5 separate regions of the Homo sapiens genome follow, and regions 1, 3, 4 and 5 are each linked to region 2. The links are chromatin loops, found by intact Hi-C in ENCODE. Cell type or tissue: mammary epithelial cell. All regions are shown on one strand.

Region 1 (5,000 bases), 350 kb before region 2:
TATGCACTGCACTAGAATTTGACTGAATGAATGAATGCCCATTAAACAACTACCATGCCAGCCATTGGGTAAGTATTCCATTGAGTGAATGAAAACACCTATTAAGGACCTTCTATGGACTCAGGTATAAGGCTAGATTTGAACTAATTGGATAGGATCCTATTGTGCATCTCGAATATGCCAGACACTGCACGAACATTCCATTAAATGAATAAATATTTATTAGGCAATTACTATGTGTGAATCATTAAGCCAGACACTTTAATATACATGATCCTGCTTAATCCTCTCTACTGTAATGGAGAGGAGCAAGTATTACTATTTCCATTTTATACATGAGGAAACAGAGGCAAAGAGGCTGAGATTCACACCCAGAGTGCAGAGAAACTGAAATTTGAACACATGTCTCCTAACTCTGTAGCCAGTGCTCTTTCTATTATGCAATCATGGTTCTCCGTGTTTGTAGAACCAAACCTAATTTTATAGCATTAAAACAAATGAGAACTGATGGTACATTGAATATCACCATGTGGAAATGTATTTCTGTAATATTCTCAAGGCAAGAAGAAAACTTGACCTCACTTGTTAAAGATTAGTCATTGGAGCAGTTAAAATTCCTGTGTTCTTGAGCCCTGGCCTCTCTTTTGTGAGAAGGTTGTAGACAATCGGTTGAGTTAGCTCTCAGGGCTGTGGAGATAATTCCCACTGTGGTCGCTAAAACTCAAGTAACATTTCTCATCCAAATAAGAGACAACAAGAATGGCACTGCTTGAAGAAGGCCAGACAATTGTTCTCTTGAATTACATCCTAGTTTTTAGGCCATGTCTTATGCATTCAGTTAATTAGTCTGCAAAGGCTCACTGAATGCCTAGTGCATGCCAGGCACTGTGCAAGTGCAGGATGTGCAATGAGACTTGGCCAATTTTTAGCTGTGTGGCCTTGGGCAAGTTCTTTAATATCTCAGTCTCAGATTCCCATCCAGAAAGAGGCCAGGTGTTTATGGAGGGTATTATTATTCTTCCTTTTCTTAAACTCTTAATATTCAATTTCTTAGGCTACAAAATAAGTTTAATGTTACATGCTGCCATCTATCTATCTATCTATCTATCTATCTATCTATCTATCTATCTATCAGCATCGTCATTTATCATCTCTATATCTATCTATCATATGTCATCTATATATTTCATCTATATAAACATTTAAACAATATTTTTTTCTGGCTCATTATTTTTCTTAATTCCACAAGCCTACAAAGTAGGCATCTTTGCAGTGAGCTATACTCATGCCAGTGCGCTCCAGCCTGGGCAAGAGTAAGACACTGTCTCTATCAAACAAACAAACACCCCAAACCGGACAAAACAACAACAACAAATAAAACAAAGTAGGCATTCTTACCCAATTTTACAGATGAGGAAATCAAGGCCCTGAGAGATTAAGTAACCTTTTAAAGTCACATGGCTAATAAAATGGCAGAACCAGGATTTAATCTCAGGTGTGTCTGGCTTCAGAGGCTTGCTCTCTCCTCCATAATGTGTTGGGTTTGCAGAGACACTGACAGTAAAATATGTGAAATACTCCTGCAGAAATTGATTCTAACAATGAAATGGCAGAGGAGGATCCAAGGTAGGATTAGCCCATCCAGTTAGTTTACTCTCAGTTTGCTCTGAAAGTGATCTTTAGATATTTGAAACAGAAGAAAGTCAGTCTCCTCCAGTAATGACTAAAGAAAAACTGTGCACATTGGCAAAATGGCTGGTATCCTTGCAAACATTCCTCCTGGCTCAAGCTGCAGGAATGGCACAGAGCCCTGGAGCATAGGAAGAGCAGGTGTGGCTTCCAGGGGTACCACTAGTTCTTTCTGCTTCAGTGTAGCTTCCTTTTGAAGCCTTGGTTTCTTTCATCTATAAAATAAGAGATGATAATTTGCTCAGTGATTGCCATGGGGGTTAAATAAGAAACACAGATGAATGCATTTGGATGAGGCACATTTAAATGAAGTTTAACTCACTATGGAGTGAGTCTGTGTATTAGGCATTCTCTGAGTACTGGGTACAGTGATAAATAATGTCGGGATGGTCTTTCGGAGAAAAAGATGTGATAATGGCAGTGTGGACAGGCTGTGGAGAAGGGAGTCATTATCTGGTGTTTGGCTGGATAGTTTAATATGGGGAAGCCTTCAAGGGATATATTTCAAGTTAATGGGATGGGAAGAGGGGAGGGGGAGAAGCAGTTCTTCTGCCTGGGTGGGGTGGGGGGGATGATATAACTGCATCAATCTTCCCTGATGCTGCAGCTGTCCGGAGATCTTTGCCTTTGGCCTTGTTCTTGGCAGAAAGTTCGGCAGTAAGTGGTGCTGTGGAAAATATCTCTGTGGTTAATGAATCAATTCATTAAAAGCACTTAAAACAATGAGAAAAACCCTTTGCTGGTTTGTTTCCATCAAGAATGGGCATCACATGTTGCCTCATCACATCTTTCAACCCAGTGACCCAGGTCTCCTCCTCGTTGCTAGAATCACAGTCTTCACATTTCTCAGGATGCGTCCGGAACTTGGTGACCCTTACGGATGTACTATGTGTTATCACTAGGGTGGTGAATCATGCCAGATGTAGATTTTACCCCCGCTGTTCTCCAGGGAGTACTATGATAGAGAGTTCTTAGAATCCTAAGGCTATTGCATCATAGCTGTGGGATTTGGGGCATATTTTCTTAATAACTTGTATAGGAAGTATACAAGTATAGGAGTATATGGACTCAGTTTTCATGCCTATGAAAATTGTGAAATATGACCTACCTCAAAGAGCTTCTATGAAGAATCAATGAAATACTGTGTAAATGCTTGGGATAAAGTAGATTCTAAGTAAATGTTTTCCTCCAACTTTCCTTTTTCTGCATCAGAGGTCAACAAACTATGGCCGACTGGTCAAATCTGACCACCTACCAGTTTTTGCAAATGAAGTTTTATTGGAACATAGCCACACCCATTCATCTCTGTATCCTCTATGGCTGCTTTTGTGTACAATGGCAGAGTGTACGGCTGTGACAGAGACCAGATGAGTCATCTGTCCACAAAGCCAAAAATATTTACTGTATCATCCTTTACAGGATATCTTTGCCAACCCCTGTTCTACATAGTAGCCTTATCTCTGTGTCCTTTTCCTTCCAAAATTTCTCTTTATCAGACTAAATGCCACTGGTGACTTAGGCCACCACTCCTATGTCAAAGTGTTTAGTCCCTCTGGTTGTTGTCCGAATGCAATCCTATTGATTGCAAGTCCTTGGCCGGGCGCAGTGGCTCACGCCTGTGATACTAGCACTTTGGGAGGCCAAGGCGGGAGGATCATGAGGTCAGGAGATCGAGACCATCCTGGCTAACACGGTGAAACTTCATCTCTACTAAAAAAAAAATACAAAAAATACAAAAAATTAGCTGGCATGGTGGCGGGCACCTGTAGTCCCAGCTACTCAGGAGGCTGAGGCAGGAGAATGGCGTGAACCCTGGAGGCGGAGCTTGCAGTGAGCCGAGATCACGCCACTGCACTCCAGCGTAGGCGACAGAGTGAGACTCCGTCTCAAACAACAACAACAACAAAACACACACACACACAAAAAACAAAAACAAGTCCTTTGAGCATGACTCCAGGTACTGGGCAAACTTCAATCCAATCCTGCTGGCTTTGGTCTGACCAAATCTGAGAAGGTGTCTGTAGGTATCACCAGATTACCAAAGAAGTTCATGTACAGATATGCATGCTTTTCATGATGGTAGCAGCTCATTCTCAAAAGCCTCAGGAGTCACAGATCACTCCTTTGCCCAGACAAATCTCCAAAGAGGCAAAGAAAGTTTTTGAGTTCTTCTCTTCTGTCAGACTAAGATAAGATATGTTTGTCAATTGGGTTCTCTGAGAAGCAGCTTATGAGAGGAAGTTAGAAATATAAGCAGTTTATTGGGGAGAGCAATGTCACTTGCGTTAAATAACAAGCACGAGAAGCAGAATTGGGCAAGGAAAGCCTTCAGACCATGACAAGGAGAACCTCAGACCTCAATTCAGGTCTCCCAAAGTCTCTGCCAACCCAAATGAGAGCTCCAGAACAATGACTGCCTGCTAAAGGAGTCCCATATTAGGCAGAAATGGCCAGGCATGAGGACTAGCCATTGGCTAGAGGATGCTCAGGAGGAAGGTGGTCCTGGCTTGAAAGCTGAGTACATCCTGAAGGTGTTATGGCAAGACACTATCAGCTACCTTATCTCATGCAGCACAATGGCAAGTTCTTTCTCTAAGAGAGATCTGAGCAGTGCACCTGGTCCATGTCTGCCCCAACTCGAAAAGGCCAGCACAATCCTGGAGTAACATGCAACATAGCCAGAGACAAAAAAGCATGTCTCTGGGAGAATTGTGTATCTGGTTTTATTTGCACAGGGCACCAAAATCTTGATTTTCATAGTCAGGTAGAGTCTTTCCAAGCTGGGAATCTTGGAATCTTTTTTTTTTTTTTTTTTTTTTTTGAGAGGGAGTCTTGCTCTGTTGCCCAGGCTGGAGTGTAATGGCACGATCTCAGCTCACTGCAACCTCCGCCTCCCGGGTTCAAGCAAGTCTCCTGCCTCAGCCTCCCAAGTAGCTGGGATTACAGGCATGCACCACCATGCGCGGCTAATTTTTGTATTTTTTTAGTAGAGCTGGGGTTTCACCATATTGGCCAGGCTGATCTGGAACTCCTGACCTCAGGTGATCCGTCTACCTCAGCCTCCCAAAGTGTTGGGATTTCAGGTGTGAGCCACTGCGCCCAGCTTGGGAATCTTTTATACTAGTATCTAGAGTAGTTCTTTGACTTAGGACTTTAGGAAGGTGACTGGAGGATTTGTTGATAATGATTGGGAGACTGAGTCCATACTCTGTAATGATAATGATAATAACGAGGATGATATTAAGGAGGATGATAGAGTTTCTACATGAATATAGAGTCAAGGAATTACAAGGACTACCTATTAGGCACTG
Region 2 (5,000 bases):
AAATCCCACTGGGATATTCTAATCTCCTTGGAACACGCTGCATTATCTGTACTTTCAGCACAGCTCACGTTTCAAATGGCAGGCTGCAGAGCAATCTGATTGTTTTATAGGCCCAGCCAAGAGAGGAGCTCCAGTTCCTTTCTCCTGGCCAGGTGCCCTCTTTGAGGGAGAAGACCTGCGGTGTATAGAGACTAGCCAAATGCTTAAAGATTTCAGAAACTTCAAAGGCAGGGGAGGAGCCAGAAACAATAAAAAGGAAAATGATAAACATTCAGCTTAAAGACGGGCTGAGTTAAAATCCCTGAGAAATCACTCCGAGCAGTTAGAGGCCGATTCTCAGAGGCCCGTGGCAGCGTTCCATGGTGTTACACAACGTTCCAAGAAGCAATTATTAGCTTTGTTTTAGTTGTGATTAATACAGTTAACGACTCGTAGAGGTGGAAAGACAATGGAAATGAGGAAGACGAGCACACAGAAAGGGGTCCCTGCTCCAGCCCAGCACTCTCTGACAAATAAGGGGAGTTCATCCCATCTTCAGGGTGTCTAGGAGGTCTTCACCCATTTCGAAAATTCAGTTTTGGAACTATTTGATAAGGAGAAACACAATTTTTTTTTTTAAACAGCCCAAAGCCCTTGCTGTTGAATAGCAAAAGGAAATCTGCTTTATTAAGGGGCTCTTCGCTTCCTGTGGGCAAAGCTTTGCCATGGGGCTCGACATCATTAAGGTCATGTCTGCACAAAGACCAGGAGAGAGAGAGTGATCAGCTGGAATGTTTAGGTCCAAAATATTGGAAGAGCTCAGCCTGATTCTCATGGGGGACTTAAATAGCTCAAGTAGAAAAAAAAAATCAGTAGATTTAAATCAGTGCAAAACTCTGTGTGAGCATTTACTATGTGCCTGACACTTTTCTAGGGATGTATTTTGTTCCAGCAGGCAAGACAAAGATTCCCTTTTCTCATGAAGGTCACATTCTAGAAGGAGATACAGACACAAAATAAAAGCCACAATGATACATCATAGGTTAACATGGACTGTGCTATGGAAAAGAAGAAAGCTAAGCATGGGAAGGAGTGTTAGGAGTGCCAAGGGCTACCTGGGGAGGCAGGAAACACAACAAAATGGGTGGAGATGTTGGGCTTCATCAAGATTGGGAGATCCAAGCAAGGCATGGAGGAGGTGATGAGGTCAGCCTAGAGGTTTCTAGGGGGCATCCAGGAAGAGTGAGGGACAGTATGCCTCAAAGGGGCAAGTCAGGAATGTGCTGTGTGTCAAAACAGCAACAAGAAATCCAGCGTGGCTAAGGTGAAATGAGTACTGAGGCAAGAGGATGGAGGCTCAGAGAAACACAGGGTTGAAGGGAGGGCCTGAAAAGTCTTAGAGCCATTGTGAAGATATTGCCAGAGTAAAATATTGCAAACACAATGTCTCAATACTCTAGGAGACTTGAATAGCTTAGACAGAAAAATAAGAAATATTTACATATATACAGAAAAAAATCATGTCATTGTTATCTTCAAGAAGCTCACAGTCAACTGGGAAAGATAGATAAGTAAACATAGAATAATAATCTTACATGTGATAAGTAGATACTACAAAAGACAAACGCTTTGACTTGGGAGCAAAGGGGATGATTTGTGATCCTGTGTGGGGGAACCAGGGAAGATTTCCTAGAGGAGAGGACACCTGAGCCTATTAAGTTGAAAACAGTAAATTTGTTAGGCATTTTACCCTACACATTTGCCCACAAAGACACGTACACTCCAAGGATGTATGTGATTTGTCCCAGTTACCCTGCACCTAAAGTACCAGTCCGGTTTTACCTCCTACTAGAGCAATTGCCTTCCTGTGTGCAGACCCAGTTTGAGCTGTGTTTGGGGTTGTTTTCCTCCAGCTTTCGGCTGAGGTCATGAAATGAAAAGGCTTGGCCGCAACGGAGCTTCTTAGAAAACTCCGAGCTTGCCTTCTCCTGATGTTACTGGCTTCCCTCTGTAGGAGTGTTTCCCAACTGGGGACTCTCCTTCAATGAAAATCTAGACCGTGAACACTGTAAAGATGGCCCTGTGCAAATGAATTTCCCATGCTGGTAAATCTTACAGCAGAGCAAGGAAGACCTATAATCAAACAGAAAATATATGGGTAATTTAATTAGAGATTCACTGGAAACTTAAGGTGTTCAAGGTAAACAACCAGAACATTGAAATGTATTCTTCCTGGTAGACTAGAAAGTTTGCAAAGTTTGGTTTCAGGCAGCCCTGGGTACATATGCAGGTTCAATCACTTGCTAGCTATCTGATCATGGCCCTGTTTTCCTTCTCTGTTGCGTGAGATCATAATACTTGTCTTTCTGAGCTCCCAGGGCTATTCTGAGGATCATGAAAGTATGTGGTAAGCTGTAAAACACTATACCTGTGTTGAATGTTTTCCTTTTCAAAGTGACTTTAAAAAAAAAAACTTCATTGGTTTATTTAGTCAATATGACACACTTCTGCAATCTTTTGAATCCATGGAATTTTCATATTAGAAATTACAGCCCTCATGTTACAAATGAGCAAACAGGCCCAGAGAGGGAATATGATTTACTTAAGATTGCACAGCAAATTAGAGGTAAAGCTGGACCTGGGTTCCCTGACTCATCTTTCCGTGTTCTTTCAAATAAATTACAGTATATAATAGAAGATCATGTGAAGGAAGATTCTTCCTGCTTCTGACTCAGAGAGACAGGAAGTATCATTTCCTTCTGGGTTCTTCCACTGGAAGCACATTGCATTTCCTTCTATAGCAAACACTTTCACTAGTTTTAAAGGCATTCTTTTTTGATAAAAAAACCTCTTAATCCAGCACTTATGTAAAACTGCTTTCTTTAATTCTTCCAGTAACCCAGTAGGTTATTAGTAATCCCATTTTGCAGATGAGGAAACGGAGTCTCTGAAAGCTGAAATGACTGACCCAAGGTCACATCTAGGAGGCAGCAAAGGTGGAGCCCACCTTCGAAGGCATTGTGCCACTATGTCTTTCCACCACACCGAAACCGTATATGCTACTTTCTCTTTTACCCTCTGGCAGAATTTAGATGTCTGCATTAGAAAGGAGCTAATTAAAGAAAGCAGCTGAAACAGTGAAATCCATCTTTATGAATCAACCTAATAAGTAGAATTAAAATCGCAAATTAGACTTAGAGGATAACCTGATTTTTAAATTTTGTTACAAGATTGCAAAAAAAAAAAAAAAAAGATAATGTTTTCCATTTACACAATGACTTTTATCCAAAGCAGTTTCACAGATGTGATAGAGATGAATCATAGGTAGGATTTATGAGTGAGTCTAACATTTAGCAATGTGAGATGCCCTAGTAGAGACAGTGTCTGTGTAATAACAGGAGCACTGAAATCAGAACTGCTTTTATCAGAGATGCTTGGCAGATTAGATTCATTATTATTGTAAATATAAGAAAGTATAAAAAAATGAATAAAACTCGCCCAAGCCTAGATAGCTAGAAGCAATTATTCATGTTATTGTTGTATGTTTCTTCCTTCTCCCTGAACACTGCCTTTTAAAAACTTTGGCTGGGATTAGACTGTATGTGAATTTGCACTTGATGTTATTAGTATTACTTACTATGATATATAACATGCTTCAGAAAGATAATATTTAATGGATGAATCACATTCCATTACTGAAAATAAAAAATATATATTAAAGAAACACCCCCAAATGGGAGAAAAACAATGACAAAAACCAAATGCAGAAAAAAAAATAGTGAGGTGAGTTGCAGGCTTTAAAGCAAAAGATAAAGTCTTTACGAGAGAAGACAGAATAGACTCTTGTTTCAATGATACTCTGGCCTCCCTAGTTCTTGTTAACATTCCTGAGGCAACATTTTGGTTGACTCTTTCAAACTGGCTGTGTGTGCTTGTGCAGGGATTGGCCAGCCTTTTCTGTAAAGTGCCAGAGAGTGAATCATTTCGGTTTGAGGCAATACAGGCTGTGTAGCAACTACCCAACTTTGCCATTGTAGCCTGAAAGCGGCTATAGACAGTATATCAACCAGTGAGTATGGCTGTGTTCCTACAAAACTTTATTGACAAAAACAGACAGTGGATGGAATTTGGCTCTCCCAGGGGTATTCGTATATCAGTCTTTGCCTGGGCCTGGCTCTATGCTAAACTGTGTATAGATACAGAAAAGAAGGAAGTGTTTTGTCTCTGCCCTCAAGTAACTGGGAGAGATGAGAGAAGGCATCATTGCAATGTAGCATATGAAAAGCAATAAATAAGATGCACACCAAGTGCTGTGAGATCAAAGAGAAGGAAGCAAGCCGATCTCCTCTGGGCAATAAGGAAGTCCTCACAAATGAAGGGATCTAGCCTGAGTTGCAGAAACTGAGTAGGCATTTATCTACATGCGCCTGTTCAGTTGACTGTGTATTGGATTTCTTCTCCTATAAGGTTTGGGGGTGCCTCCATGAAAATTCCCAAGTCCTGGGCTTCGCCCAGACCAGTAAAATTTCCTAAGAAACTGGTGGGCACTTTCCAGAGCAAACTTTACTAAACCATTGCCCTGGATGATTTTTTATCCTTGTTTGATCAAGGTATGAAAACAGCAAAGCCGGTGCGTCTTTGAAGTCCTTCTGTGTTGTGTTTATTTGGTGTGTGTATACATGTTATACAAGGTACTAAGGATGAAATCACAGGGTGTTGTTACAAATTCCACCCCCAGCTATGGGGCAACTGCATTGTGGCATCCAGTCAATGCCATAATGAGTGCCTACTGTGTGCAAAAGGTGGTTTTCTGTCCAAAATAATGATCGATCCTCCGTTTCCAACACCACCCCACCAGCAGCAGCAGGACAATTGTCAAAGGGACAAAGGGTCCCGAAATGTTTGCTTCAGAGGGAGCAAAGAGAATGAGGAAGTGGAAAGAAGAGGTATTTGTTTTGGGGTGTGTTAACTGTTTCTCTTTTAGCAGGAATTTAGCTGAGGTGAGGGTTAATGATTCCATT
Region 3 (5,000 bases), 56 kb before region 2:
GCGAGAACCAGTGCAGCCTGACAGCACATTCTTCTGGGGACCCAGGCTCCTCGCCCTTTTGTCCTGTGTCATGTTCTCATCAATCATCATTTTTGGTCCTTCATTTCTATTTCTTTAGAATTTAGAATGAATTCTCCAATTTAAATTCTTTAGAATTTAGGACTAACAATGTTGGCATTTTAGAGAAGGAACTAGACTTTCCTTTGGAGTAAAACAAGTATACTATTTGGTAAAACAAAAATCAAGGGCTGAGCTATTTGGGGGGAGACAGGCCCTACTCTGAAGTCTCAGGTTTAGATTAAGGTTATATTTTCTCTGGAGGAGTGGGCAAAGCCCCCTCATATACTTTCTTCACTTGAAGGATGTATTTTTTTGTTACCGTCCAAGACTCTTGAATGGATTCAATATAGATTTCCTTGGAGAGAGAATATAGCTTAGTAGTTAGGAAGTGGAATGTAGGTTCAAATAGTCTGGCTTTAAATCCCCGCTTCACCATATCTTAAATGACCCTGGGAAAGTAACTTAATCTCTGGGTCTCAGTCTTATCATCTATAAAATGGAAACAACTCGCGTTTGTCCTTTACTCTGTATCATAGTATTTCAACTTTGGCACCATTGACATTTGGGGACAGATAATTCCTTGCTGCACAGGGACTGACCTGTGCATTGTAGAACATATGGCATCTCAGCCTCCACACACTAGAAGCAGTAGTCCTGCATCCCCCAGTTGTGAGAATTTAAACTGTTTTTAGACACGTTGCTAAATGTTTCCTGGGAGGCAAAATTGCCCCTGGTTGAGAACTGCTACTCTAAATAGTAAATGAGAAACTTATAAAGCACATGCATAGCACATAGCATTGTGGTTATGACCTGTGTTCAAATCCATCTCCTTCATTTGCAAGTTAGATTACCTCAGAAAAGCCACTTAATCTCTCTAAGCATCATTTCTTCATTACAAAATGGGTTTCATCAGCCCTACTGGGTCTATCTCATTGAACAATTGAAAAAAATCAAAGGAAGTCTCTATTATAAAAATGCCATGTAAGCCATTGAGAACTATCTGTTATGACACATTGTTACTGCCTGGTGAATAGTTTGGTAGTGAGGCTGCATGGCTAGACCTCCCCTCCCATGTTCAAAGTGATTTGCAACATCGAAGTGCTCAATACATTTTAGCTTCTGTTGTTATTGTCTCCATTCTACAGTGAAGAACCTGAGACTTGGGGAGATAAAGGAACTTGCCCAATATTGCACAGCATGGTGCACGGAGACGGAATTTAATTCAGACCATGTAATTCCAAAGTTGGTGCTATGTTCAATACATTCTTGTTTCCCAGTGAACACGAGTGCCATTATTAGAAATGAAAGCAGCACCTTCTGTTAGCAAAGGCAGTCGCCATTTATAAAAAGATGTCTGTCTTTTGGTGAGGGTTGGAAAAAGCACTACGGGACAACTGAGAATAAGATAATTTAGATATTTTTCTCCTGATTTTAATTCAGAAAAGAGGTATCCTTAGGGACTTGCAGATAGTTGAAAATGAAAGGGCAGAGCCAACCCCACCTCCATGCTATGAATCATTCATTCACTTAACGGGTTGAGTTGTACCTTCCACATCTGAGCTATTTTAGTTTTAAGTTTGCAAGCCTTGGTTATTCTAGCTTCCTAGGGAAAATCCCTCTGGTGCTTGCAGCCTCACTGGAGCCCTGGCTGTCATTGTGAACACCAGCAGTCAGAAGGTAAATACCGAGGATACTGCTCCTCTTAGCTGACTACCCTAAAGGCAAGTTCCTGATCCCTAAAATTCTATGGTCTGAGCTCAATAGCAACCATCTCACCCACTGCTTCCAAATGTACTCAGTTCAGTTGCTGTCTAGAGAGAATTTCTCCCTCTGGGTCTTGCCTGGCTTTGGAAATTGCATTGAGCCAAGGGTGGCTTGTTGAACTCCTAATCTGGAGCTACATGATAATTGGAAGAGCAGCCTGCCCACGGTGTCGCATTACATCCAACCATGCACCTCTTCTCTCCTAAGTGCCCTCGGGACACGGAATTCCAGGATTCCAGGTAGCTGAGGGGGAATGCAGCACATGAAGCTCAGCAGCAGCCAGAAGATAAGCAGTTTCAAACTGATACTCTTTAAGTCCCCTCCTTAACTACCAATCTCAGTTCCAGCAGAGATGCAGCCACACGGAAAAAGAGAAATGTTTAGTTAGCTTGGGTACAGTGCCCTCCAGGAGGATGGATGCTTGACAAAGTCCCAAGTCCAAAGCATCAGCCTTGGAGTTGAGCTGTACTAGCTGTCTGACCTTCTACTAATCCTTAGGAAAAATTAGGTTTTTCATTTTCTTTTTTTCCAGATGATGAAACGTCTTCAAAAAGAAGAGTAATTTAACCTCCAACTCTCTGTACAATCAGGTAATACTATTGTACTCAGTTGAGGTGAGAGGCATGGTGCATTACCCAGCACATGGCGGGGCACAGTAAGTGTTTGTTTGGCTTTTTTTCTTTTCTCTCTCTCTCTCTGTGTGTGTTTTTTTTTGTTTTGTTTTGTTGTTTTTTTGTTTTTTTTTTTTTTTTGACAGGGTCTTGCTGTCTCACTCAGGCTGGAATGTAGTGGTATGAGCAAGCTTACTGCAGCTTCAGTAGATCGAAGGTGCTGCCCACCACCACACCCAGCTAATTGTTTTGATTTTTAGTAGAGATGAGGTCTCACTACATTGCCCAGGCTGGTATTGAACATCTGAGCTCAAGTAATCCTCCCACCTCAGCCTCCCAAAGTATCTGAATTACAGGTGAGCCACTGTGCCTGGTCAGCAGGTGGTGTTTTGAGTCCTTCCTATAATAACTCTTTGTTGAGCACCAACTACATGCTATTGTCCTGGGCCCGGCCCCAAGATGGTCATTACTGTGCACATTGTAATGCAGCAAGTATGGAATTTGCAACCAACACCCAGATCTTCCGATAAGTTCCTCCTCTTACCAGCATGCAATCCTAGGCAAGTCATTTTCCTTCTCTGCATCTCCATCTCCTTACCTGAAACAAGCAGAGAAGATTTACAACACTCATTGAGATTATACACCTCATGCAGTCCTGGCACAAGATAGGAATTAATGTATTCATTATTTCCTTCTTCCTTTCCACATGTCTGCATCAGTTATGTGTGCTAAGTACTCCACACAGCTCAGAGATGGGAACTTTTGAAACTCTTCTGATCTAGTGCAAATGTTCTGGGGATGGCGAGGATCTGGAGAAGTCCGGACACAGAGTAAATCAGGTTGGAGAGAGATTTTTTTAAAGACATTGCAATTGCTTAGGTGAGGAAGACAGAAGACTTCAGAGGAATCGAAGATGACTCCTAGGTTTCTGGCTCGAACAACTAGGAAGAGGTTGGTGTCAAATGCTAGGGAAGAATTCTCTTTACCTCCTGTCTTAGTCAGTTTGGGCTGCTGTAAAAAATGCTGTCAAAATTTATTTTCTCACAGTTCTGGAGCTTGAAAGTCCATCAAGGTGTCAACATTATTGGTTTCTGGGTGAGGGCTCTCCTGGCTTGCAGACAGCCACCTGCTCCCTGTGTGCTCACATAGCCTTTCCTTGGCGCTTACACCTGGGAGAGAGTGAGGAAACTCTCTGGTGTCTCTTATTAAAAGAGCTTTAATTCCATTGGACCAGGACCCCACCGTCATGACCTCGTCTCATCCTAATCACCTTCAAAGGCTGTGTCTCCAAATACCATCAACTGGGGATTAGAGCTTCCACAAATGAATTTTGAGAGAACACAAACATTTGATTCATAACACCTCCGTATTAATAAGAGAGAAATAATGATGACGCGTATCCTAGTCATCTTCCTATTCCAATGGCTTTGAGCCTCTTTGATTATTTCAGGAGGTGGCTTGCAAGCACATCTGTCTACATTCGTTTTTCTTCCATAAGAAAGATAAAGGGGAAGAGGAGCCTCGGTAGGTGAGTTAGGGCTAAGCTATGAGTTCATAGTGAAGACTTTTGTGACACAAGCATAAAAAACTAGGTTCCTAAGGACCCAGTCAATGTGAGGCTTTGAACTAGAAACTGGGATGTCCGCTGAGTCAGAGGCACCCTTACCCTCAAGGATCTCACGACTTTGTAAATACATGGAGGATTTTCTCAGGAAGTTAGCTGTTTGGACTCTCGTCTCAGGTCATGAACATCTTGCCTCTGAATATGAAGGTCCTTAAGTGTGACTCCATCACTTTCCTGTCCAGGACTTCCTCAGGCAGGGGATGGTCTGCTTACCTGACCCCTAAGTGGCTTGTTAGGATGAATCATGTTCCAGTTCTCTAAGAGGGTTTATGTGTTGGAAAGAATATTCTCTTTGATCTCATGGCTTAGAGTGCATAGGCTTTGTCCAGTTAATCATGTAGCTGGCGTCAGGCTTTGCCAGTTTTTATTTCTTTGAGGCTTTATGGCATTTAAAGGGTTGGAGACTGGCCCTGTAGCGAACATGGTTTTGACTTCAACAGCAACTGAACCTTTTCTCCAGCTCTTTGATAATAATTGATTAGTCTAGAAGTCCAAGCAAAGGTGGGACTTTCTAAAGTGCCTCAGATCTAAGGGGTGATTGAAGGGGTGAGTCTTTAATAAGGACGCACTCTCTCCTCTCCTCTCCTGAGTCATTCCCACATGGTTAAAAGAGCTCTCCCAATAAATTTGATTTTGCCTTAGTGCTTTCCATTTACAAAGTACATTCATTCCACTATCAATTTAACCTCTCAAATCAGCCTTGAGAGGTAGAAAGAGCAAGGCAAATGGGCTTAATTTTGCAACAGAGAAATTCTAACACTCATTAAATGATTTGCTCAATGTCTCATGGGGTACGAGTTGTGAGAGGAGCTAACATTTATTGAGGGTCTGCTATGTGACAGTTTCCTTGTAAACCCTAACTTATATAGTCTACAACTAACCCTGGGTGGGGGGTAGATATTATTGTGCCCAGTTGAAAGATGAAGACACTGAGTCATGAG
Region 4 (5,000 bases), 390 kb after region 2:
GATACAAAGCCAGACTGCCCAAGATGACTGCCTAAAAATACACAAAAATCTAGGAAAAACAAGCTCTCCATCCTGGAGGGAATGTCAATGGAAAATAGTTGCTAGGCTTTTCCAGTTACCAGTAATAAAAGAAAAATAGGCTCCCCATTATGAATCCAGTGCTGGAGGGCTCGTCAGCTGGTTCTGAGCCAGCTTTGGTATTTTCTGAGTGCGTTACAAATTACAGGAACAAAATGTGGACTTTTCACTCTAACCATGTTTTCTAAGGCCAGACAATTTATTATTAGGTTTACTTCCTAATGGTCTATAGTTGGAAAAGATGTCTCCACGTATGGATAATATTTATAAGCTTTTAAAGCACACATATTCTTATTATGAACAGCAATTACACAATGTGCACAGATTTTAAATGAAAGAATTAAGAGAAATTCAAACAGAAATTAATAGGACATGAATCCCTTCATTATTAAGCATTATAATATGCATAAATATTTGTTGATCTATGTGATTTTTAAAAAATAAGGACTGAGCAGGAAGTATTAATCTCAAAATGCAACCTACATACATATTCTGCATTTCACTTCCTCATAGAGATGTCTTCAAGGGATCTCTATGCCTCCAGTTATTATTAGGGTAACTACAACAAACATCTGTTAAGAAGGCTTCTGCCCATTTAGTTAGTTGTGTACTGCTTTTCTCTGCTAGCAGATTGTGAAGTCTCTTGAAAGTAGGGTCTTATCTTACTCATCTTTGTCCTAATCCTTAATACAGTGTCCAACTTATAGGAGATTTTTTAAAATGTTTGTTGAAGGAATTCCTCTTGTGTGAGCTGCAGGTGAAGGCATTTTCCACTGTGTTTCTCATGGAGTCATATAAATATCCATAGAGTTAATTTCCCTTAATGTTATGAGGGAAAAAAGTCTTCTGGAGTGTTCTCTTTCTATATGTAATAACAGCAATACAGCACATTGTGTTTCTCTTTTCTACTGGGATCTCAGGATGCTCAAGGACAAGTTTTAAGCTCAACTGCAGTCTTTCTCATTGCCTAGAATTTCTGATACGAAAACTTCCCACCTTACTTTCTCTTTTTTCTGGCTCTTTATCTTTTATCCTTGTTTTATGTTAACGTTATTTTAAGCTGCCTCAAATCCTTGATAGAAGAAAATAGGAACTGAGTAAAAAATAATAAATGAATAAAGAACTAAGATAAGAAGTTAGCAAAAATTTCTTCCCAATGACTTCTTATATATGCTGCAGAAATATCCTCAAAATGCTATTACGTTATATCCATGAATATTTCATAAGTTTCAATAGAAATAAGCAGAGCAAACACAGGGTGATATCGAGGAAAAGACTACTGGACTGGAAAACCAGCAGTACAGGTTAAAGTTCAGTCCCTGTCCTTCACTAAGTGTGTGACCTTGAACAAGACACCTACATTTGTGAACTTCAGTCTCATCTCATAAATGGACTTCATTTATTCTTTCACCAGACATTTACTGAGTCCTTACTTACAACAGGGATAGTGGTAGGTGCTACAGATGTCAAGTAAATAAAACAAGCGCCATGCAATCAAGTTAGTGCACAGTCTAGTAAGAGAGACAGAAAAGCGAACAGATTACAGCAAAATGTGATCACAGCCACACATAAGGTATTGGAGCAACACAGAAGGGAGATGTCTACATCAGCCTGGAGACTTCCACAGGATTTGAAAGGAGGCAGTGGTTGTGTTGATTTTTAAAGTTGACTGGGAATTAACTAGATGAAAAATGGGGCAGGGGAGGGGAAAGAGGGCATTCCAGGACTCAAGAAACGCACGTGTGAAACCACAGAGACAAAGAACACCATGACAAGTTGGGGGAACTAAAAATTGTTGGAAGATAATAAAATACGTGTCCTGTCTACCTCCCAGGGTGATTTTAAGGATCAGTTGAGGGGATGTATACATTGAAAGTGCTTTGTAAACTGTAAAGCAACATACACGTATTCAAATGTTAAAGATTATTATAAGACACTTGTTTTTTCCCCCTGCAAATTAGAAACATTTGCTGAAGTAAACACTGTTGATGCATTAGCTGTCAGGATAGTGTATTATATTTGGAAAACATTTGCCAATGCCTGTTCAGTTTTTGAATTTCCAGTCACATGTGTTTTTTGTTTCAGCAAATGCATCAAGTAATAATGGATTTATTGTTAATTGTGCAACGTTGGAGCTTCAAGGTTTAAGTAATCTCCATTTCGTGTTGACTTTATTCCATGTTGACTGTAGAAGTTTGCAGTCTTTATTGATTAATGAAAAGTGATAACTGAGCACTATTACCACCTTGTATTCATCAAACTTTTATCAGAAGAAATTCAGGATTCTGCACGTAGACAAGTGTGCCAATAAAAGCATATTCCCTCCGAGAAAAAGGAGGGAAAGAGGTGTGGTTATCTCCACTTAAAACAGCTTTCCAAAGAGCTCCAATGGAGCTCAGATTCAAATACAAACTTCCCCATTTAACACTTCAAAAATGAAATACTTCCTTCCGAGGAGCATTCTCCCCTGGTTAGAAAAACCAACAAAAAGCATTTGGGATAGAAAAATTGGGACGGATAACTCATGTTCAAAATTCTTGACATTCATACACTATCAGTCACTGGAAGGTTTGAATCACTATGTTTAAAAAGTGCTTTCACTTTTTCCCTCCTGCCTGTAGGAGGAAGATATGAGACAGAGAAGGATAATAGGATTTTTTTTTCATGTTGCAAACAACTTGTCTGGGCTCTAACTTTTCATATTAAACCCTCAGAAAGAACTGTTGTGTCCTGCCCCTGCTCCTCCTTGCAAAAGAGAAACGCTTCTAGTCTTGGAAGATCTGTATTTGCCATGAATTTTATTTTGAGTCATGACTAAGCCACTTATTAGCAATATTGGTGATCAAGGTCTCCTACAGCACATGGATGAACTAAGTAATATGTACATTTATGTCCTTTTGTGTAAAGGAAAACTTATCAAAGCTGGACAGGACCTGAAAAGTTATTCTGTATGGCACTACATTTTATGGATGAGAAAATTTAAGAGAAACGTAAGCTAATTTGTTTAAAGCCAGGCAGTGAATACATGGCACAGTTGGGATTAGGAGCCTCCAGGGTGGTTCTCCCACACCTACCTCGCTGTGGATAGAGGCTGACATCCAGGGAAAAGGCTTGGGAATTGCAGTTGCATGGGGTGAGCGGCCTCAGGCAAGCAGTCCACCTGGTGCCACTCAATCTCACCACTCACCGGGGCTGTCAAGTCCCTTCTTCCAAAAACTAGTGTCCAGAGGACTGGTCCACAATGCCCCTGAAGCAGGTGGCCCCTGCTAGGTGAATTGAGTGCTGTTACAGCTTTGGCAGGGTTCCCAGGCAAGCAACAGCCCCTGCTGTGCCTTGACAAGAGAGGTGGCTGAACCTCCGGACAAAATGACTTGCTTTAGAGACAAGCAGGGAAAATATGATTTGTTGTAGAATTCCTGTTAGTCCAGTCAGCTCCCATCCTCTTGAGAAACCGGATTTGTAGGCACATGCACTGGCCAATGAGTCAGCCCTTAAAAAGTCATTCATAATTTATGTATAAACAAGAATAGCTTTTGTTTCAGGGAATTTGGGAGGTTTTTGTAGCCTGCTTTCTTCCAGTACCATTTTTGAAGAACTGTTCCTGTCTCAAGGCTATTCCTATAGGCCTATAAATACTTTGATGTTCAGACATCTGGAACTTATATTTGGTGTTGACTAATGAGCATTATTATTTTATTATGTATTTATATATGATCTGAAAGAAATCTGAGGTTATATGCCACATAACTCTGTATACACACTGAACAATGACAAATTCTTTTTACCCATTACACTTATGATTTATTACTTGGGCAGAAGAGGTTCTGAGTCATGCAATTGACATATAATTGTGTTTTGGAAGATAGTAATGGGATAGAGAGAATGTAAAATTGCCCTTCACATATATTGTTAAAATAATTTGTAAGTGGACAAAATGGACTCCAGAGATATTATTTCTCTCATTTAAAAAATATCAAAGGATAGCCAATATGGCAACAAACCCCCGCTCTCCTTTTGAATGGGTAAAGAAGAGCCTTGGTCTTAGAAATACATGTGGGTATGTTTGAAAGGGTAATAAACAATGCATAATGGAACTGACATCAAAGAACTCCTCTTGGAGAACCAGACCTAGTTCAAAGTCGAATGCTCGATACTCAGTTTGCCTTGGTACCAATGAGCTACAGGTAAACACTGTAAGATCAAAGGCAAAGGTGGGTGTACGGAGGAGCGTGTGATGACATTACTTTCTCAGCAAAGCATTTCCCTCCAGGGACACTGGAGATGGTACCTTGTAACAGCCTCTGTTGTATATTCAGGAATTTATTTTAAAGGAGTGTCAGAGATATTTTAGTCTTTAAGAATTGCAGCTCAAAGACCATCGAACAAGAGGCACGCTGAAGGTGGCACGCACTGAGGGAAGAGGATACTGGGAAGGAAAGGAATAAATGGCCCCATTATGGGCCATACCAATCCTGCCTGCTTTCTTCTCCCTCCCACAAGCAACATCAGTGTGAACTGGTTTGGCCCATCAGCAGGCCCTCTGGCCCTTCATGGAAGAATGAGTCCTCTGTGCATGCAGGCAGAGCAGTTGCCAACAAAGGCCCATTGCAATGTTTGAAAGCCCGAACTTGCTGCTGAATCAAAGCATTTCCACAGGCTGAAGCTGTGAACAGGATAGGCCATCAACAGTGAGAGGAGCTCTGTGCAGCTCCCATAGAGAAACTTTAAAATTGACTTATCTGTTTGCTGACAGTCCCCAGTTTCAGTGCCACAGTGTGGGCAGTATTCATTTAAAGTCATTCCCCAGAGGTCTGTTAAATTATACTGAACTGCATTTCAGGGTCTTTGTCTAGGAACCAGCTGACTGCATAGGAGAAGAAAAGTAAAAAAGAACCCAATTGATCCGACAACAGAAAAGGAAA
Region 5 (5,000 bases), 130 kb after region 2:
AAGGTTTCAAGGGGTGGAAAGCTTATTCTCCACACCTCTAAATTTCCTTGAGCATTTTGGCGGCCTGCCCTTCTCTGAGTCCTCCCTTCGGAGGTATAGTAAGCTCTCTGGCTAGAGGAACAGCTGTCGTTCGATGGTTCCCTCTGGGTATCTTCATCAGAAACCCTGACCCTGGGGGTTTGGCTTGACTTCTCACCTCCAACCCCACACAGGATGAGGCAGTGACAATAGCTTAGTAGGTCTGCTCTGCAAACTTGAACTTTCTCACCATTTAACTGCTCTGAGGTCAGATGCATTTGACTCTAAACACCATGCATTTCAACAAGGTTTTATGATATTGAAAGTTGTATTTTGATATCCATCTTACTAACTCCTTTGTCTACCTTTCAATTTGTTCCAACCATAGGTGGAAATCAGGGAGGGTATCCACTTTTCAGAAAAAAAAAACAAAAAACAAAAACAGGGAAGCAGAGATTTTCAAAACAAAAACTATGTGTCCATGTAAGGTGTGGAGGGAAGGGAGGTTGGCTCTGACATTTCATCTTCATGGTAATTTATGTGACTTTTGCATGCTTTGTCCGTCTGAGAAAGAGGAAGTCCAAAGCTGAGGCTCTTCTATTTTGTTTGGGAATGAGTCACAATCTGGCCCTGGACTACCTATCTAGCCTCATTCACCATGGCTGGCTGCTCTGAAACCAGACTCATATTTTCCCTAAACGTGATCCCATCCTTCCAGCCACCAGGCCTTGGCTCACACGGGGATTCCCACATCTCCACGCTCAGTCTCAGTATGAGACTCGGTGCAGCAGGGCTTGACCCTGGTCTGCAGGAGACATGAAGAATGGGCTATCTCAAGACACAAGCTCTCTGATCCTAGTTTCCTGGGACTGCCAGGACAAAGTGCCACAAACTGGATGGCTTACAACAACAGAAATGTACTTTCACATATTCTGGAGGACAGAAGTCTAAAATTGAGGTGTCTGCTGAACATGTTCCCTCTGAGAAGTAGAATCCTTCCTTGCCCCTTTCGAGCCTCTGGTGATGGCCGGTAATCCTTGGTGTTCCTTGTACAGCAGCATCGCTCCCATCTCTGCCTCCGTCATGTCGTGGTGCTCTTCCTTTGTAGGTCTGTGTGTCTCTGTCTTCATGTGGCATTCTCCTTTTGTTATAAAGACACCAGTCACATTGGATTAAGGACCCACCCTAATGACCTCATCACAACTTGATTACGTCTGCAAAGATCCTATTTCCAAATACAATAGTCTCCTCTTATACATGGGGGATACATTCCAAGACCCCCAGTGGATGCTGAAACCACGGATTGTACCAAATCTGATTGCGGTCAATTGGAACATCTTTCTGTTTATGTCTTCCACCCACAAATGCAATGCCTTTGTCATCTTAACTAAACACTTATCACATACTGTGGCCATAACTTCTGCAGTTTAAGGTGTGACAGTAAAACCAGTGTGAATTTCTTTTTCCTTCCTCATTATTTCACTAATGGATTTGTTCTTACCATAGATATTAGTGATCTCAGTATGCAGTTTTTTTTTCTTTCTTCAATAAGTCAAGAACTTTCATTTTTTGGCTTCTCTTTGGCATATCCAAATTGCCGGCCTCATTACTCTTCCCCACTGGGGACATTATTAAGTAAAGTAAGGGTTACTTGAACACAAGCACTGCAATACCATGACAGTCAATCTGATCTCCAAGATGGCTAATAAGTGACTCATGGGCAGGTAGCTTACGCAGTGTGGATATGCTGAATAAAAAGACAATTCATGTCCCAGGTGGGACAGAGCAGGATGGTGCAAAATTTCATCAAGCTACTCAGAATGATAAACAATTTAAAACTTAGGAATTCTTTATTTCTGGATTTTCCGTTTCATATTTTTAGATCATTGTTGCCTGAAAGTAAAGGAAACCACAGAAATCAAAATCATGGAAAGGGAAATCTCAGATAAAAGGGAACCCCTGTAGGGTCATATTCATGTGTACCAAGAGTTGGGACTTCTGCATATCCTTTCAGAAGATAGAATTCAACTCCTAACAGCTCTCATTCACTTTTCAAGGCTCAGACTCCTAACAGTGGGAAATGCTCCCGGAGGCTGCAACCAGGTAGGACCTTTCCTTCCTCTGCTGTCCCAGGAATTGGTCTCCATCTTTTGATATTTGTACCGGGTTCCCTCATGTGGTAATTTGAAAGACATGACAGAGAAATCATGTGTGCAAGGAGAAGAAAATGTTACTTTGCACCCATAGGTACTCTTTTGTGCTTTGCATAGTCTCTCACAGATTACGGTTTCTGTAATCATTCTTTGGACTGACCTGAAACTGTGGAGGGATCTGGCCCCAGGAAGCCTCTGGAAGAATTCAGGATTGAATGATTGAATGGAAGCACCGGCACAAACTCACCACAGCTGGCCAGGAAAGCCCTGACCAACGGGCGTCCCCAGGTCCCTCTGTGGTGTGTGCTTCAGCCTGCTGCCAGCTGAGGAGTGTCCCCCGACTGATTTCTCCGGATAGAGCTGAATCCAGAAAGCAGGCTGTTCAAGAGAGGCATGTGGCTTGGCTGAGTCAGGCCCACTTCCTTTCCCCAGTCTGGTATTTATGGCTCCCTGCAGCAGCCTAGTTGGCAGGTCTGGACTGCTTCTCCACCTACATTCCTAAGCCACACTGCTTGGCCAAGATGCATACCTGCAGCCTGGCCTCCAGTGTTGGACAGTGTTTGTGGGAGTCTTGCTGCTCCTTGGGAGATCAGCACCTGGTGGCTGGGAGCGAATTTTGGATACCTGCAAAGCCTCCAAGTTGCAGCCATTATTTTAGCCCAGGCCACAGGGCAGGAGGACTTTATCATATAGAATGCATCAGAATGAATACACCGGTGTTCCAGATCCCAGTTCTGTCCTTTAGGGAAGGCTGTGGCCTCAAACAGGTCATACGCCTCTCTAACCCACTGTGATTGATCTCATGTTGAAAATGGGTTCATTGGCAATTTCCTTGCAGCATTACTAGAAGGCAGCTTGGTGGTAAAGGACAAGTGTTCTAGAATCAAGCAGCCTAAATTCAAACTCAGGCCACAAACTTGGAGCAAATCACTTAATTCATCCAGCTTTAGTCGTCTCAGCTGGAAAACTGTACTTGTTTCCTACGCCATGCTAACAAATTGTCATAAGTTTGGTGGCTTAAAATACGCACACTTATTTGCTTACAGTTATGGAGGCCAGAAGCTCGAAGTCAGCTTTACTAGGCTGAAACAAAGGCATTGGCAGGGCTGTGCTCTCTCCAGAGGCTCTAGGGAGAGTCCATTTACTGGTCTTTTTCAGCTTCTAGAGCTGCATTCCTCGAATTATGGCCATTCCATCCACCTTCAAAGCCAGGAGTGTAGCATAGCATGTTCAGATCTCTCTCTGCTTCCATCATCACAGCATCTTCAGCATTCGGTGTCAAATCTCCCTCTGCCTGCCTCTTTTTTTTTTTTTTTTTTTTTTTTTTTTTTGAGATAGAGTTTCACTCTTGTTGCCCAGCTGGAGTGCAATGGTGCAATCTCAGCTCATTGCAACCTCCCTTGAACCTCCCAGGTTCAAGCGATTCTCCTGCCTCAGCCTCCCAAGTAGCTGGAATTACAGGCCTACACCACCACACCCAGCTAATTTTTTGTATTTAGTAGAGATGGGGCTTTACCATGTTAGTCAGGCTGGTCTCAAACTCCTGACCTCAGGTGATCCACCTGCCTCGGCCTCCCAAAGTGCTGGGATTACAGCTGTGCGCCACCATGCCTGGCTTCTGCCTCCCTCTTCTAAGGACACCTGTGATTTCACTTACCGCTCACCAGGATAATCTCTCTATCTCCAAATCCTTCACTTAATCACACCTGTGAAGTCTCTTTTGCCACCTAAGGTGACATTTACAGATTCCAGGAATTAGAACCTGGCTGTCTTTGAGGACCATTATTAGGTCTATAACAACAACATTAAAAATATGTATCAACCAATACAGCATGACACAGATCCCTCAGCATGGTCCTCTGCTTTCCTGCCTCATGAGATGGGCAGAGACCACTTAGGGAGCTCACATTAGCAGCATTTACTAACCAGGTTTCAACTATTTCAATATTTTAACAACCAGGCATACCACCTAAATATGAACACTGCTATTAGTAAATGCCTCAGAGAGCAATTGTCATGATTAGATGCCACAATCCATGTCAAGAATACTAAGCACAATGCCTGGCATACAGTAAATGCTTAAGAAATGCTAGCTATTAACATGGTTATTAATAGTGAGCTGGTGCCTCCCGGGGCCTGAACTCTGTTCTGAGTGGATTCATTTCTCTGAAAGATGAGAGCTCCCCTGCCTCCAGCTGCATCTCCACTGTCTCTTCAGGCAGCACAGATATTCCCGCATGCCTGGGCCTTGCCCTCCTGGGTACCAGTCCTACTCATTCTTCTCTATTTCCTCCACCTTCTCCCTGGATATGCTCTCACTCTCAGCTCCCCCAGAGTCAGGACACAACCTATCTTCTGCAGCTGGCATTCTAATCAGAAATTGGGTCAAGACACCCATTCACCAGCCCCCAGTTTGCCCAAAGAATAAATTATGCTTCCCACTTCCTCATCTACATAAGATGTGCTGTGGCCAAGAATGCACTGGATGCTTCCAGCAGCCTGGGAGGTGGCCAAGTATCCTGAGCTTGGAGTGTGTGCACTGGAGCCAGGCTTTGACAGCTGCAAGAAGTCCCTTGCTGGAATATCCATTACTCTGAGCTGATTGGCCAAGCCTGGATGAGGGCGCCAGGCCATACCCATTCCTATGAGCTGACTATAAAGTTAGTACTCTAAAGCTACAGTCTTCTCTTGAAGCCAAGTAGATGAGGGCCTATTGGAATCCTCTGTACAAGGAGGAAGGTTCCAGGCCACCCTCAGTACCGATGGCTAGTTAATCTTTGAAGTTTGGCTCTCCAATCACCCTCTTCAATTGTATTTTTCCACCTTTAA

Evidence for each region. Hi-C counts contacts between places; a loop is a spot of excess contacts. Peaks named below come from ENCODE experiments on the same cell type or tissue, not always from the same donor. Only the 100,000 strongest peaks of a DNase experiment are listed, where the experiment ranks them.
Region 1: it touches region 2 in a loop (8-fold over the local background); 2 of 110 quality-filtered maps call a loop at or near these places.
Region 3: a loop joins it to region 2, with 3 times the contacts of the local background. A loop is called at or near these places in 6 of 110 quality-filtered maps.
Region 4: a loop joins it to region 2, with 2.5 times the contacts of the local background. A loop is called at or near these places in 3 of 110 quality-filtered maps.
Region 5: a loop joins it to region 2, with 11 times the contacts of the local background. A loop is called at or near these places in 3 of 110 quality-filtered maps.

Annotation. Positions count from the first base shown.
Region 1 is chr9:107,705,097-107,710,096 of GRCh38, forward strand. It overlaps LOC105376207 (a long non-coding RNA gene), which reads right to left. Exons shown (of 4, transcript XR_930225.3): 3 at 1,399-1,904. Among named protein-coding and RNA genes, the nearest start is that of KLF4, 220 kb to the left of the region's middle. In mammary epithelial cell, no CTCF peak of the experiment used is centred here; DNase peaks (open chromatin) are centred at 615 and 2,535; H3K27ac peaks cover 1,375 bases.
Region 2 is chr9:108,053,623-108,058,622 of GRCh38, forward strand. The region is part of intron 4 of LOC105376214 (a long non-coding RNA gene); the gene reads right to left. Among named protein-coding and RNA genes, the nearest start is that of KLF4, 570 kb to the left of the region's middle. In mammary epithelial cell, a CTCF peak has its summit at 2,987; DNase peaks (open chromatin) are centred at 279, 2,679, 3,309 and 3,949; H3K27ac peaks cover 4,277 bases.
Region 3 is chr9:107,997,188-108,002,187 of GRCh38, forward strand. LOC107987112 (a long non-coding RNA gene) reads left to right here and starts at 2,744. Exons shown (of 10, transcript XR_007061721.1): 1 at 2,744-3,386; 2 at 3,483-5,000. RefSeq lists an enhancer at 3,226-4,425. In mammary epithelial cell, a CTCF peak has its summit at 2,810; a DNase peak (open chromatin) is centred at 2,924.
Region 4 is chr9:108,441,301-108,446,300 of GRCh38, forward strand. It overlaps LOC105376214 (a long non-coding RNA gene), which reads right to left and starts at 3,477. Exons shown (of 6, transcript XR_007061722.1): 1 at 3,153-3,477. In mammary epithelial cell, a CTCF peak has its summit at 2,693; a DNase peak (open chromatin) is centred at 3,511; H3K4me3 peaks cover 655 bases; H3K27ac peaks cover 2,751 bases.
Region 5 is chr9:108,182,471-108,187,470 of GRCh38, forward strand. The region is part of intron 4 of LOC105376214 (a long non-coding RNA gene); the gene reads right to left. Among named protein-coding and RNA genes, the nearest start is that of ACTL7B, 670 kb to the right of the region's middle. In mammary epithelial cell, a CTCF peak has its summit at 2,771; DNase peaks (open chromatin) are centred at 701 and 2,631; H3K27ac peaks cover 841 bases.